Regions from separate parts of the Mus musculus genome. Here region 2 is linked to region 1. A link is a contact called in ENCODE Hi-C or POLR2A ChIA-PET data. All regions are on one chromosome and are shown on one strand. Each heading gives the region's core, a stretch centred on a gene start or an enhancer-like site at or near the end of the contact. The rest is flanking DNA. Distances are from core to core; before and after follow the strand shown. Region 1 holds the start of Gulp1 (GULP, engulfment adaptor PTB domain containing 1). Region 2 holds the start of Col3a1 (collagen, type III, alpha 1).

What was found. A loop is a pair of places that touch in the nucleus more often than their neighbours do. ChIA-PET counts read pairs that join two places held with the same protein, here RNA polymerase II (POLR2A).
Region 2: a map of heart shows a loop between it and region 1 (4-fold over the local background). The contact joins the promoter of Col3a1 here to the promoter of Gulp1 in region 1. A Hi-C loop is called at or near these places in 5 of 37 maps with a recorded cell type or tissue (adrenal gland and heart). POLR2A ChIA-PET finds 5 or more read pairs at or near these places in 1 of 5 experiments (Patski).

Annotation. Positions count from the first base shown.
Region 1 is chr1:44,548,616-44,556,578 of GRCm38, forward strand. It overlaps Gulp1 (GULP, engulfment adaptor PTB domain containing 1), which reads left to right and starts at 3,056. Exons shown (of 11, transcript NM_028450.3): 1 at 3,056-3,257. It overlaps Gm39635 (a long non-coding RNA gene), which reads right to left and starts at 2,842. Exons shown (of 3, transcript XR_865406.1): 1 at 2,765-2,842; 2 at 1,694-2,095.
Region 2 is chr1:45,308,759-45,316,721 of GRCm38, forward strand. Col3a1 (collagen, type III, alpha 1) reads left to right here and starts at 2,780. Exons shown (of 51, transcript NM_009930.2): 1 at 2,780-3,074. The coding sequence starts at 2,990.

The DNA.
Region 1 (7,963 bases), core at 1,806-4,305:
AGAGTTGTTAATTGAAAAAGATCTGCTGTTTCTTAATCTAGTATATTCTTGGGAGTCTAGTATTCTATGCTAGACTAGACTCTATGGAGTCTAGTATTCTAGTATTCTAGAATCTTTTACAACTGCATTAAAATACCCAGTATTTACAGGTATTCTTAGGTGATAGCTATACTGATAAAATCATTATGCAAATGGCATTGCTTAATTACCCATAATTATTCATGAATTATTTACGATTATTTACAGAAAAAACTACTATACTTGTTTTCAAGTGTTTTTGTTGTAATTTCCTTCCTTCCTTCCTTCCTTCCTTTCTTTCTTTTTTTTTTTTTTTTTTTTTTTTTTTTTTTTTTTTTTTTTTTTTTTTTTTTTTAGGGTTCTGTGTATCCCAAGCTTTCCTTTAACAAGTTATATGCCTAAGATAATGGTAAACTTCCTATTTCTATCTCCTGAGTGCTGGGTTCACTTGTGTGTGTCACCACATCTATTTTTATGGTGCACATTAGACAAGGAGCCAATAAAATGAGCTACATACTCATCCTCTCTGTTATAGTAATTTCAATGTATGCTTATTTATTTTGATAAAGGGGAAAGCAAGCAAGGAAAAAAGAAAGAAAGAAAGAAAGAAAGAAAGAAAGAAAGAAAGAAAGAAAGAAAAGAAACCCACGAGCCAAATTCACGCGATCTAAACGTGGAGTCAGGAAATCACCTAACATCTCTGACCTTCCTTTACCTTAGGTTCCAAACAAAGGAGTTTGCTTAGACTACATGATCTCCACATTGTTTCTGTTGGAAATACTGAGAGGTTGGGTCTTTTTAATGCAACAAGTATCCGAAAAGGCTCACTCACTTATAAAATGTTTGGAGAGGAATTTCCACTAGCATATCCTGTCTCTTCAAATTACAGCAAAATATGATGGAATGTTTAAGAACCTTTTTTTTTTTTCTGTCTTCTTTCTCTAAAACTCGTCTATTTTAACCCCTGTACACTTGACTGCCATAAACTATAAATAACACCTAAGTCTTTTCTCCTATTGTAATTGGATAGGTAACAAGAGTGTCCTGGAAAAGAGAAAGAGTAAGAAAGGGGTCTGAAATGGATTTCGGTCCCTCTGCTGCCTCTGCCCTGGCTTGGACTACATCATGTTCCAAAGCACATCGATATTTACGCATGTTAGCCGTGTAAACCGCTTTATATCTTTCCCCTTTATTTTTACATCCGAACTAAAATTGGGACAGCTAAATTTTAAGGATTATCTTCCCAGAAAGGTTCTCAGCGGTCCTCTCACGCTCCAAGATTCTCTCTTATGAGGATGTGTTCTTCTTCTTTTCCCAGTCAGAAGTTTACCAGGCTCATTTAAGAATAGTTTGCTGTGGCTGGGTGTGGTGGCGCATGCCTTTAATCCCAGCACTTGGGAGACAGAGAGAGGCGAATTTCTGAGTTCAAGTTCGAGGCCAGCCTGGTCTACAGAAAAAAAGGAATGGTTTGCTGTTTTCCTCTCAACTCCACACCATTTCTGTTCTGAATTCTGAGGTAAGCACAGAAAGATTGCTAATAAGTAGAATGTGGCTGTCGAGAAAGTTGTCCTATTATTTTGGAGGGAGGGTGTTGGAGTAGGGGGATGTAGGGTTGTGGGTCCCAAGTCCACTCCACTACAGGGCACCGGCGCTTGGGAATCTTGACAGGACTTACCCCACACTGTCCCTGGGTGGGTGTTGGGCTGCAGGGAAGCCACGGGACTCTGCTCCGGGGGTGGGGAAGCACAGCCTGAGGTGCAGGACAGCCAGAGCTGGCTTGGAGCTCCCCAGGCCTGTGATAAGACCTGGTCTTCTGGTTCTCAGGCTCTTGGACATCCAGGTGCGGCTGGAAGCTGAGGAAGAGCTGAAAGCAGAGTGGGGGCCCGAGGGTTGGATCTAGCCCAGGGCCAGGGTGGGGGAAAGAAGGGAGGAGCTCTGGCTGGTCTCAGGGGAGAGTCCTTGGCTTGAGTTTAGCTTGGGCTTGGGTCCTGGCTGGGAGCACAGAGAGGCCTTCTATGGAAGATTACACAGTGGCTCTGTAGACAAAGGTCATCTCCGTGTCTCCCTGCGGCAGATCCTGAAGAAAAGAGGCAGTCCTTGGTTTTAAGGCATTTATTGTCATGGCAGAAAGTGGATGTGTAAAACCATACCCCCCTTCTCAGGGTGGGCCTGAGATTAAATACCTTTTACAGGGAGAGTACCTCATTAAAATAGAGATTAGATTTGAGCCTATGTGACCACAGGTCATATCCTCTACCTGTGGAGGGGCTTGGGGAGTTGCGCTTATGTAACTGATGACCACAAATCTATGGAGGATGGAGGTGGGGCTACAGCTAGTGACAGAGGCCTGGTGTCCAGGAGCAGGCAAAAACTCCTACTGTCCCTTCATGGTCTCCTGGGCATTTAGCCTTAGCTCAACCAGGGACCAGCTACCTTTCACCGCCCCACGGGGGGGAGGGGTAACGTGCAAAGATTCAGACAGAGTTTAAAAGAGAAAGAAAGAAAGAAAGAAAGAAAGAAAGAAAGAAAGGAAGGAAGAAAGAAAGAAAGAAAGAAGAGAAGAGAAGAGAAGAGAAGAGAAGAGAAGAGAAGAGAAGAGAAGAGAAGAAAAGAAAAAAGAAAAGAAAAAGTCTAGTCCCTGCAGCTGCGTTTCACGAGGCTGTGGAGAGCCCTCCTCACTTATATTTATGCCCTTTCTGTGTCACTTTCTTTTTTGTTAAACCTCAGAGGTGTTTTAAATTCTTACCAAACAGCATCTGTGGGAGGAGGTTTAAAAGGAAACCTGGAGCTGTGGAAGTGGGGCGGGGCCGGTGTTTTCTCTCCGTCTGAAATAAGAATGGACAGCTTCTTCTGGAAACCGGTTTCTTTCTGTCTTACTCCCTAACCTCTCCAGGTCTGCCTTTAAAAGCAGGACAGTTCTGCATTACTGCAGAAAACCCCACCAGCGTCCCTAGTGCGCACACAGAGCCGGAGTTTTCTTCTGGCCGAGAGGGGGAGCCCGGCGATCCTAGCCCTCAGCAACCGGGAGTCCCGACCCAGCCCCTGCCGTCGCCAGCACCAGTTTGGGCTTCAGCGGATTAGAAGGAGGGAGAGGACCAGAGCCCTAGGGTCCGGAGCCCAGTGCCTTTCGAACCTGCACAAAGTTTTCCTGTGGGATACGAACACGCGATCGTGGGCCACGGTTCCCGGAGCTCCTGTGCCTGCCCCAGCCCTGCGACCGCATCCCTCTACAAGCCAGGGTAGGAAGCGGGAGCGTCTCTGGTCCGGCCAGCTATGGCCAGGTGGCGCGGAACCAGGAACAGACCCCGAGAGGAAAGCGCAGTTAGCAGGAGGGTGAGGAGGGCACCGGGCTGCGACCGCTTATAGGTTGCGCAGATTCCGACCCCGAGGGCACAGGGAGTCTGTGGGCACTGAAAGAGGGACCTGTTGCTGCAGGCGGGGGCAGTGAGGGAGGAAGATGGGGCCACCCAGGGACGCCAGCCCTGTGCCTTCCCGCCGCATCCTCCCCTCGACCCAAGGAGGAACTTCTGGGCGAGGTGGGGGCTAGCAGGCGTCGGGAGCAAGCGGTGGGGGGACGCTGGACCATCCCGCCCGCTGCGGGTGCATGGAACAGAGGCTGCTCAGCAAAAGGAGGCATCGCTGGGTCAACTAGGCGACCCGAGAGCCAACTTCCTCCAGCTTGGTCTCGCTTTGTTTGGGTCGCTGTAAAAATGTGGGCAGCGGCAGGGGAGGCGGCAAGGAGCTTGTGACTGGGCCGCAGATACTTTAAAGCCCTACGTGGGTAGGGCCCCCACTCTCGGGCGGTGTCCATGCGGCTGCCCTTTGGCTAGGCCGGTCAGATCCCCGCTTCTGCGGGCGTTATGTTAGTGGGACTCAGCTTGCCAAGCTTGCTTGCTCTGGTCCACCTCCTGGTGGTGGCCCAACTGGCTCTCTATCCTGGGGCTGCTGGGCTGATTTCCCTGTTTGCAGGAGGGAACTCTGGGCAGTCTAGTTTTCTTGGAATGTGTTTACAATGTAGAATGGGACTTGAACAGGAAGCTGAACGCTGCAGCTAGAAATAGCGTGCCAAGGTAGAGTGAGGGAGATACAGCTGCTGTTGGGGAAACTCTCAAGTGTGGGCTGGCAGTCAAGGAACACCCCTACCTCACCCCGACACACACACACACACACACACACACACGCACACGCACACACACACACACAGCGTCTTAGTTTTTCTTGATGGAGCTTGTCTTTGTTAATAGACATTTACGTGCGATATTTCAGTCTGTTTGACAACATAATATCAATTAGGAAGATTTAATAACTGTGTATTCTGTCTGCTTTTAAAAATGCTGCACCAACATTTAAGAATGAAAACTTTCTAGACTCTGTCAATTCTATTAATTCTAGGGCTTGCAGAGGCCAGGATACCTATGATTTTATGTAGTCCATATGGCTGAACAGGTCGTAAAAGAGTACGAATTAGAAAACAGAGTAAACGATGAGAGGTGGAAAATCCTGAAAGGAATTGGATTTTTTTTTTCAGTTTTGCAAATTGCCTGGTTGCTCTGCCAGCCTTTCCCTCCTTCTTCCTCATAATCAAATAGCTAGAAATTGCTAGAAAACCCACCGAATGGGAGAGTTTGGACGCTGGTGTCTGCAAGCTTTTCTAGAAACAACGGTGAGACTAAGGTACTGCTTCACTGCATAATTAAACTCTCCTTGAGCTGTCCAGGAGCATTTCCCAAGTTTTTAAGACTGACAAGAAAAGAATGGAAGAATCTGGCAGGCAGCCAAACTAGACTGAACTCAGTAGGCAGGCCTGAAAGAGACTCGGGAAGTTGCAGGGCATAATTTGAATGGCTTGGTGGTGGTACTGGGGCTTAAATAGGGGGGTTCTTTTAAAATGAAAACTTTAAATGACTAAGAGTCTTTGGGGAAAAAAATAAAAACAAAAACAATTGACTAAGCATAGAATGCAGTTGAATATCAAGGAGAGTTAAGAAGGCCCAAAGGGAAGTGTGGTCCTTTCCACCCTTGCTCTGAAATAGCAACAGTTTGCGTGTGCTTACCCTGTTACTCGGTCTTCTCCAGATGCACCTTGTTAGCTGCCACTTCAGTCCTTCAGGCCTTGACCTTTCTTCTTTGTTTTCATGGCCAGTAAGAATGAAAGACCAGCACTGAGCAGATGGTTTTCCACCTAAATTGATTAATTCAATTAATTTCAGATAGCTTGGATTTGGGATCATAGAATTAAAGGGGAAAATTCATCTAGTATGTCTTTCTTGTATTACAGAAGAGCCCCCATAATAAACAAATCTTCCTCCTTTCCCTGAAGCAGGATAAATCAGGGTGCAAACTTACTGCTCCTTTCTCAATTCCAGGCAATCTAGAAACCCTGAGCCTTATCTGAAATTCAGACCCTTTTCTTTATTATCTTTGCTTCTATTTAATCTGTCCCTCAATTTGTTCCTTAGTGAGGTGGATGAGGTAGGCATGGGAGGTAAAGGGTAAAAAGCAAATGTGGTTTGTATTCCTTCTGAATGTTGGAGTTTGAGGTTGTAAATGTCACTCTTCTCTCTGAGGTTGACTTTATGAATCACCCTGTGCAAAGTGTCTTTCTTTACCATGACTTTAGTTTTTCCACTTGCAAAATAAACTTTCCTCTACACATTCCCAAGGTCACTAAAGGGATCAAGTGATGTGAAAAGCTTTTTTTTAAAGGTCATGACTTTTCTCACTGAGTCTATGAGAATAAAATTGAGTTGTTTATATCTGTTATACGTGCACAATAATATTTCTGTAAACTTATTTTTTACCTTTTATTCATAGCTATAGTATGACTGCATTGATATTATTGCTACTCCTCCCTTTCTGATTTAACATCTCCTGTCCTTTTCCCACAATTTGTCAAGTTAATCTCTTCATATATCACACACACACACACACACACACACACACACACACACACACAACTAAGAAAAACCTTACTACTTTCACTTACTGTTACTGGTATGTTTAGGATGACCACTTGGGATAAAGTAACTTGTGTCAAGGATCCAGTCCCGGGAGGAAACTCTTCTCTCAAAGCCACTGATTGACTGTAGCTCTTCGTGGAGGGATGGGACCTTGTGAAAGATGCACATTCACATTGTCATATCAGCTAGTATTGTCATTACGTTGATCTTGTTAGGTGACTGTGTTGTTGACGTTTCATGAGTGAGGTTTTTCCATCATGTCTGAGTTCTCTGTCTGGCAGTAGCTGTCCTTGTCCTTCCTCTTCTAACAGAGTTTTCCCTGAGCTTTAGGCGTATGAATTATGCTGTAGATGTATTTGGGTCTGGATTACTCATGCCATTTAGTCTCAGCACTTTGAACAACTTAATCTGTTGGAAAAAAACAAAACCCTCTTGGATGAGGCATGAGGGTTGCTCTTATCAAAGGGGCAAGTGTGAGAGCCAGAGTCAGGAGCCAGGGCTCGGAGTGCACAGTGTCTCAAGCCTAGGAGGGTGCCATGTCTCAGGCCTAGGAGTGTTCAATATCTCTGGCCTAGGAGTGTGAAGTGACTCAGGTCCAAGAGTGTGCAATATCTCAGGACTAGAAGTATGAAAAGTCTTAGGCCAGCTTGGTTTTCAGATTTTCATTGCTGAGCATGTTGAGTGAGATTTTGTTATAATAAAGGCTGAGTCATTTTGTTAAGCAGAAGAGAATAATTCATTGCTATTTGTTTATCTTTATATTAAAAAACAGTTAATTTTGAAGCATAGCTTATATTTTTCTTTATGAAACGTTAACAAGCATGTTTGCAAAATTGTGCTTATTTAGTTGTTTATCAATGTTTGCACATTCATTTTTTTGGTGCTTTTGAGGTAGTACCTCATTCTGTATCCCGGAATACCTGGTAACTCACTATTCATGTATCCAAGGCTGGTATACACTGGAAAAGAGGCAATCCACCAGCCTCATTCCATCTTTTGAGTTCAGGAATTCCAGGCATGAGCCTCCTTGCTAGCCCGCCTTTCTTAGAAGCAACATTTGAGAAACTAAAATACATTTGTAGTGTAGAAACTAACTGGTGATAAGCACAACAATTTCCATATGGATTCTATGCTAGATTTTGGAGCCACTGATGGGTTGACTCCTTTAGTATTTGTTATGTGCTGAATATGAGCCTTGTTTCTCTGTCAAGATTTTAGCACTGAACTCAGCTTTGTTTGTTTATCTGTATGTGTTAATTCATTTGTTGTCTGTATGAACATCTATAACTTGTGAACTTGTTAGTTGGTGAGTTGGTGATATGTGATACTTGTGAAATATTTAATTTTTAGTTTAGCTAATAGATACTATGTCAACAGTAAAACATATTACCTGTTTTTAGGTTCCTTGTGTTATTCATAAGAACAGGACAATTTAAAAAAGAAAACAGAATAAACATGATAAGTGTCTTAAAGACAGAAGCTCTGTAGAATGTTTACTAATAGTCTTTGTTATTAGATTTCACATTATCACAAATAATGGATGTATCAAAAGCAAGTATATATAGACTAAAGTGGTCTAAATTGTTGATATAGTAGTCAGAATATCCATACATTTAGTTTAACTACCAAGTGAATATTTAAGGATATATTGTGTTAATATTAATATAAAATGTCTACTTTTTTCTTTTAAAATCTTTTTCCCCTCTGTAGAATGGAAATGATGTCTTTTTGATGTAAGTTTTACTTAGCAGACTTATTTGTTTGCGATTCTAGTTGCAATATTGTGTGTTGTCTTCTAAAACCTCTAAAGGATAGAAAAAGTTATTACTTTGAACATAATTATGAATTCACGATAGTTACAGAAACGAATTGCATGGATTCTGTGAGCCCTGGTCCCTAAATATATGAAAGGCTGGTGGATCTAGACGTGTTTGCATTAATGCATTTATAGATCAGGAAGTTTATGTTTGTTCCCATGGGATACT
Region 2 (7,963 bases), core at 1,530-4,029, 760 kb after region 1:
TTTCCAAACTGACTATAAAAATAAATAAATAAAGTATACAACGTCATGAAACAAAAAAGGAGTGACAACACACAGAAGGCATTTAGGGGCAGGAGTTTGGAGTAGAAGTGATATAAATATAGTATGTATATGATCTACATATAGTTTGCCTCACAAAGATAATATATGATTAAAATATTTACTCATTTATTGTCACAAATGAAACTTAAGACAAAGGAGGTGGAAGAAAAGGAAAGAACAGAAAGTCATGGGCAGAGGAAAAGAGAAAGAGACAAAGAGTGGAGGGAGAACAGAGGGTGAGAGACAGAGAAGAAGGGACAGGAAACTTGAGTTTCATGTGTTTTGAAGGATGGAAACAATTGATTTTCTTATTGCAATCCGTTGCTGAGAACACTGCTGACATTCCTTAGCGTGCAAAGTTCATCACAGCTGGGCTTACAGCATCTCCCCCAAGCACAGCTTTCCACTGAAGACTTGAATTCTTGGTTGATAACCTGCCACACCCTTGCTTTGAGTCATCTTTCCAGCCATTCTTGCCCAGAGACAAATTGAGCACTGACTTAGCTGGTGTAGAAACTTATATTTTTGACAAGTTTCCAGATGTAAATAAGAAACTAACTTTTTCAATGCATCTTGTTCATATCAGAAAAGTGACAAGTATATAGGAAGCAATTTGTGTAGGTCACAACAGTGCTGGCTTTGCCTGATATGGTTTCCCAGGACACATGTTTCAGCCATTGTAACAATAGCTCACTCAGATCGACACCCATCTGGACACTGCACTATGAAGCATTTGGATATGAGGAAACCAAAGCTCTAGGACATAGAACACAAAGGCTTGTGAAGCAGAACTTCCAAACACACTCAAAGTAGAGAAGCATGATAAATCATGCAATCTGGAGGATTAGTTCTCCAGGTCTCCCCCAAAGCCTTAAAATGGAACAATGCCTAGATCTGCAAAAACATCAGCCATATGTCTGTAGTGAGTATATCAATCAGGAATCTTTTTCTTATGCAAAAATGCTACTTTAAGAAGTTTTATAAACTTAAAGAATGTGACAGGAATTATGCATAGCGTTGATGAAATAGTGCATACAAAATTTTTAATTAGTACAAAGTAGCATTACGTTTTTTCACTCAGAAAAATAATTCTACTGACAATTTTCAATAAATCTCAATGTTTGCATTTTCCATTTAGAGTAAAGAGAGATGTACTTATATGTATTAGCACTGGTTTTTGTATACTGCAAATATATGAAAAACTTATGTTTCTAACATGGTTTGAACAGACAAAAACTTTGAGGTAAAGGATGAAGACTATTAATAGAAAGACACATACATGTCGGTCCTCAATTTCTTCACTTTAACCCGAGCCCAGCCAATCTCAGAAGTTCTATTCCCTGCCTCTTCTGGCAGCTCTTCTCCAATCTGAAATCAGAAGATGCACAGGGGGTGGATTTTTGTCCTATTTTATTGCTTCTTGTCGCCAAAAGACATCACTTTTCTTCCTTGAACATCTCAGTGTGGGCTCTCTGTGAGCAGGGACACATGGAGGAAGACATAGCATTATCCATGCTTATAGCATTGATGTCTATAAAAACAGATTTTTAAAAATAGTATTATATATTAGGAAAGAGAAAATTATATATAAAAAATAATTCTAAATGAGATGGTTTTCCTAAAGAGGGAAGTTTTGAGCTGGATCATTAAGAAATAACATGAATTGATATAATGGGGTAAATTTTTAAGTGTGCATGCACAAAAAGGGAATATTTCTATGAGGTTAAGACTAAAGAAATAAATGCACATGGCCATGATTAGGATCAAAATGCCCACGATTGATTTTTAAAGATAAATGAAGGAATAAGGAAGTGAAGGATAGGGTATCAAGATATAAGTTGGTCATCATAATAAGGGTAACAAGTACATTTTTTCTACAGAGATTTAATCAGAGATATAGTGGTATTTATTCCTCAACTAGATCTAGAAATACATAGAAAACTCTTCAGATGAGGTCTTGGAACAGAAACATAGAAAATACTGATGTAGACATATTTGTAGTAATTATTACATTAGAAATTAGAAATTCTATTCCACACTTTGAACTTTCTCTTTTGTAGTTTCTTACAAGGACAAGACTTGAAAAGTTTGATTGCTTTTTTTTCTCTTTAGTAATGCCTGTTCTGATTTCTTTAGTAACACATAAACTGGAAATTTTACAAGGAAGCAGTCAGGGTTGCTAAAGAAATTCGTGAGAAATAGAGCAAGGGGAACAGTAACAGATAAGAGTCTCAATATCTCTTCAAACATAGCTCAAAGACAGTTTTGTGACAATTGCCTCCAGTCTAACATTTGGAATGCAGAGTGGGTGGTGAGTTCAGGGCCTTCAGAGGATTTTCCTTTATAGTCTCTTACAGTTTCCTGTTAAAATTGAGTCAGGATGGACTCTGGCAAAACTCAAAGTATCAGAGTCTTCTAGAAAGATAAAATTTACAAAATGACCATGCCGGAGAATGGGAGTCAAAACACTTTTTCAAATTCAGACAGTTTTTACTGTTTCAGAGGGAAATTTAAAAACACACAAACAATTGTTGTAGGCTATCACAAAGCACATTCCTATGTGTTTCTGTCATGCAAATATGTATTTAAGACTAATGCATGTTATAAACATATGCATAGGCTGATGTACACATGCTCCAGATGTGCTGTTTCTGTGTCTGTGGGTTGTGTCCTCTACACACAGGGAAAAATATATTAATCATTGCTTTTACTGCTGAGGGGATGGGTTCTGCTCTCATATTTCAGAAAGGGGCTGGAAAGTGAGGGAAGCCAAACTTTTTCCTATTTAAGGCCAGAGCAGAGGGAAGCGAGCGGCTGAGTTTTATGACGGGCCCGGTGCTGAAGGGCAGGGACAACTGATGGTGCTACTCTGAGCTGCTTCTTCCTCTCTCCTCTTTTGCACAAAGAGTCTCATGTCTGATATTTAGACATGATGAGCTTTGTGCAAAGTGGAACCTGGTTTCTTCTCACCCTTCTTCATCCCACTCTTATTTTGGCACAGCAGTCCAACGTAGGTAAGTAGGTACCGATTTGAACAGGCTTTCTGGGTTAATTTTGCCTTAACTTCTTACAAAGGGTAAGATAGTGGGAAAATCAGCCTCCTAAGAATTTCCTGTCTAGCCTCTGACTGTGGAATGTTTTGTTAACCTTAATTTTGTTTTCTATATTTGATTTTTTTAAAAGTTAATGTACATGTATAATATTCTCTAGTTGTTTAAGGTAAAAACTGTTCTTAAATTAACTTGATTTCATGTTCACCTTTTAAAAAATGTTTTAAAGTACTCCCCTCCTGCATTGTGAACATCTTGGCATGCTCCCAGGCCATCTGGAATTTATTGGTCTCTTGTAATAATTTCATGTTCTCCTTTGTACACTGCTCTCTTTACAAAGATAGGATATTTAGCCATGTTTTTCAAAAGAATGCACTAGAAATGTCTCTGAAATGAATAACCCTTAAGAAGATACTAGAAAATAAATAGAATCCCTTATGTATTTCTGTAAAACTATAAATGTGGACTATCTATGGACCTTCCAGAAATGAGCCCAGGCTGCAAAAACGTGTCATTGTTTCTGTTTTTATTGCATTCCATGATTGCACACATTCAATGTGCTCAGAGTTTGCCAAAAGTTGTTTTATGTTCTGTTTAGCTGGATTTCCATTACTGAAGATAACATAATTTAACAGGAATATTTTTGCTTTCCTCCAAACAAGGTAAAGATACAAGTTTTGCTCAAAAAGGCAGACTTGAAATAGTTTTGGTAGCCAAATGTAATGATCTTTATTTTCTTGTGCCCCAAATTAAAAGCAACTGTCTCATTATTTACTTAAATACTTTTAAAAATGCATATGTTCCTTGTCATCATGAAAATTTGGGGTGCACACTTTTTTCAAAATAATTGTGTTGATGTAAATCTTATCTGTGGCTAAAAGAAGTTGCTAGCAGTTCTTTTCATACATAATCAAACACGTTGGTATTTAAACCTTTAGTTTTAGCAAATGCTTCATGAGCATTCGTTTTTCCACTGTGTGCAGTGTCTTCACTAGTTTCAGAAGTTATCTATGCAAGAGTAAGGGAAGGAGACACTTTATATTTCTGTATGTTCAGTCCACAGATACACAGAGAAGGAGCTCCCAGATTGCTTGTTTCTTAATTCTGTTCCCCTTAACCCACCCTTCCATCCCCCTCCATCTTTCCCCCCTCCTTATCTCTCCACCCCTTTTGGCTCCTTAGGAACTCCCCTCCCAATTTTCCTTCCTCACTCATCACCCCTCCCCCATCCTAGGCTTATCCACCTCCCTCCCCCCACCCCAGTCCTCACCCCTCCCTGTTCTCAGTGACTCACTCTCTGCTTCCCATCTTTATTTTCATCCTCTCTCCTCCCCAGCTCATCTTACATTTTCTTTTCTTTGGATAGTCAATTCCTTTTTAGCTTTCTTTTTTCACTTTCTCTTCACATCCTGCCCTCCTGGAAGATGAAACAACCCCAAGCCTTCCCTATTAATAGGAGACATGATCCAAAGAAATGTTAATTCCTTAGCAGCCCAAACTTTTATTCTGAAATCTAGATGAAGAATCATAGAATCTTAATTTTTTTTAAAGAAAGAAAGACAGACAGAAAGAAAGACAGACAGACAGACAGAAAGGAAGGAAGGAAGGAAGGAAGGAAGGAAGGAAGGAAGGAAGAAAGAAAGGAAGGAAGGAAGGAAGAAAGGAAGGAAGGAAGAAACCTATGTCTTTGGGACATTAATTAAAATATCAACATAGTATCTATAGTTTCTTAACAGTTAAAGTAATATGAGAAATACTATAGGAACAGTGGGTGTGTTTCTTCCCAATCTAACTCCAGTAAGAAGAGAAACATGTTTGGTTCTCACCATCTTAACATCATCCTAAGCTCATTTGCTTCCACCTTTGGGCTATGGTCTTTAAAACTCCAAGAAGGATAAAAAGGATTTAAGATCATATATTTCACATTCCTTGCAGGTTTTTAGTGAAAATCCTACTGAATGATTAACTTTGAGGAGATTTCAGTAAGTAGCAGACATTCAGCACACTGGGAACACTCAGAGAACTCTAAAGGGGTTATCTCCTATGTTCTCCAGAAATCCTAGAAGTCGTACAGAATTGCTAGACACTAACTTCTGGGAGTTTTCTGGAATATGAAACATGTCTCCACAAAGAATTCTTGTCTCTTTACAAATCTGTGCAAGTCTTACTTTATTCATGCCTTTTATTTCAGCTACGGAAAAAACGTGGTCTGTTTTATATTTCCTGTGGTTTTTAAGCATGCTGGATTTTTAAGTGCTAAACCATGCCACCTAGTGGCTAACAAAGACACCATTTCCATAACCATCGCCAACATGACTCTTGCACCACAGGATCCTCATATGTGTGTGTGTGTGTGTGTGTGTGTGTGTGTGTGTGTGTGTGTGTGTGTGTGTGTGTGTGCGTGCGTGCGCGCACGCGTGTCCGTGGGGGGGGGGGAGACAGAGAGAGAGAGAGAGAGAGTTTTAAAAACTAAACATTCCTTTTATAAGTAAAATAATTAGATAATGAAATGTTACCAGACATAAGAATACACAAACAAACTGGTAATATATTGTGAGACTTTTGGAAATGAATGTCAAAATAATAGACAGTTTCCAGCCAGGCATGGTGACACAGACCTTCATTCCCAGCTACTTGGGAGGCTGAGTGTAGATGAATACAAGTCCAAAGTCTTCCTGAGTTCAATGTGAGTGTCTGAATGAGAGTGAGACTCTTGTCTCAAAATGAAAAGTTTATAGAAGTCTGGAGATGCAGGTCAGTGGTAGAGAGCTTTTCCAGAGCATATGACGCCCTAGCCTCAATCTCCAATACTGTCAAAGAAAAGATAGAAACTTATCTAAATTCATTGCATCATTTTTTAAATGTATTTTTCCTACTCATTGGCTAATATCATCCTTGCTTAATATTTGCATTCTGCTGACTATAGGTCCATAAATAGATGTTAGTAATATTGCTTCCTTAGGACAGGGACAAAAAACTAAATGTCTTCTAAAGTTTAAGCTTCTACATTTTGCTATGTTGATAATATCACAAAAATTAACTGTGAACCATGAACTGATTTGTGATTTCAAAACTGTAAATGGACTGAGAGAATGAACTCTTGTTTCATATTTTTTAGTTTATTTCTCATTATGTTTAAAAAGGAAAATTATAGCTAAGATTAACATTTACATTTTCTCTTGTTTGTGTTGTCCGAATTACTAATCACATAGAACCAATGGAATAAAATGTATTACAAAGTCACGGTAGTAACCTTACTTCTAACAGAAGAAAATACACAATTATGTACATATTTAAATATCAGTCATGTAACCTACAGTGTGTTTGTAAAGCTTAAAAACAGGAATGGATGAATAGTTTAGTACTGAAACTAAAATTTAATGAAATACTACATGATTTGAGAACAAAAGCATAAACCTTGAACATCTGCCTTTTTTTACTTTTGTAAGTATTTGTAAATAATAGAGATTCCAAGTTCCATACCATTTTTGAAAATTTATTTATAAAGTTTTTTTTTAATGGTAGTCCTTTTTTCTATTCCTTACTCAATTTTTAACAAATTAATCTGGTTTATTAAGCAAAAGGCTCAGGAGCTAATGACTTAACCAGAAATTATCATTCTTTCTGTAAAAATGTACATTGTAAGTAAATAAAGTATTACCAATACAAGATTTTGTTGTTTCTATTCATAACCCCCTTTTATTTCCTCAGCATCTCAACAGTACTCAGAATGATGGGTAAAGGGCCTATAACAGACCCTGCATCACATTTAGATCTAGGATGGACCAGTCAAGCATTGTAGAAGAGAGCAAGTCTTCGGAAACCATGCTGGGAGGGAGAAGTGGAGAGGAAAGGCCCATTAATGAGTGCAGATTCTTCGGTGACTTGCCTTTGGATTTCTTTTTTAAAAGATTTGTCCAGAACTATAGGAGATGCTAAAAGAAAGCAAGGCCTCATTAGAAAGGCCTGTTTCATATCTACAGGCTCAGACCAGGCCTGGAGTGGTAACTCAGAAAAGACTGCCAACCACTGAAGCTCTGTGGTGACCACTGAGGATGACTGTCCCTAGTGCCGGGTTCCTATGTGTACTTTGTGACAGGCAATAACTGATAACGCCACCTTGAAGCCATTAAAGTGATTGCTTGTAAGTCAGAGCCGGGAAGATCAAAGATGAGCTTGCCTTTGCTGGACCTGGCAGACACTAAAGCTTCGGGTACACTGTGACTTTCTGGCAATGTGTGTGAGCTAATTCTCATAAAATGTTTCGTTCTGTTTCTTAGAGCTAAAAGCTTAGTGTCATTATTTTCCATGCTTAGGAAAAAAAAAAATCCACATTGTTTTTTTTTTTAATCCAAAAGTTTTAAAGGAGGAAACTTTGCCTGTCAGGAAAGCAGTGGAAACTCTGAGCTAGCTCTGCACAGCAGTCGTTTGTTAGCTGCACTTTGGAGAGTTACATTAACCACTAGAAGTTCTGTCTGTGCCTAACAAAAACATAGCCCAAGTGGATTCCTTTCAGATTAACTAATCAAAGCCTTGCTTTTTCCATGGCTGAGGTCAAGCCCTGCCATTTCAAATGTAATCTCAATGAACAAAACGGAAAGTTCAAATGGAAGAAATACTAAAATTGCCCCAAAGAAGAAATTGCCACAACTAATCCAAAACTTATTAATAGTTAAATTAGCTTTGATAATTAGCATTGAAGGATGACTTTCTCAGTTAACATAGTTGTGAGACATTTTTTGTTCTTATGTTTGTTATTGTAGAGGCCAACAAGCTATGTTTCTCACAGAAACACTTTATGATGTTGCACAGAATTTATAGTGCCCAAGTAGCATTCAAAGGAGACTTGTGCT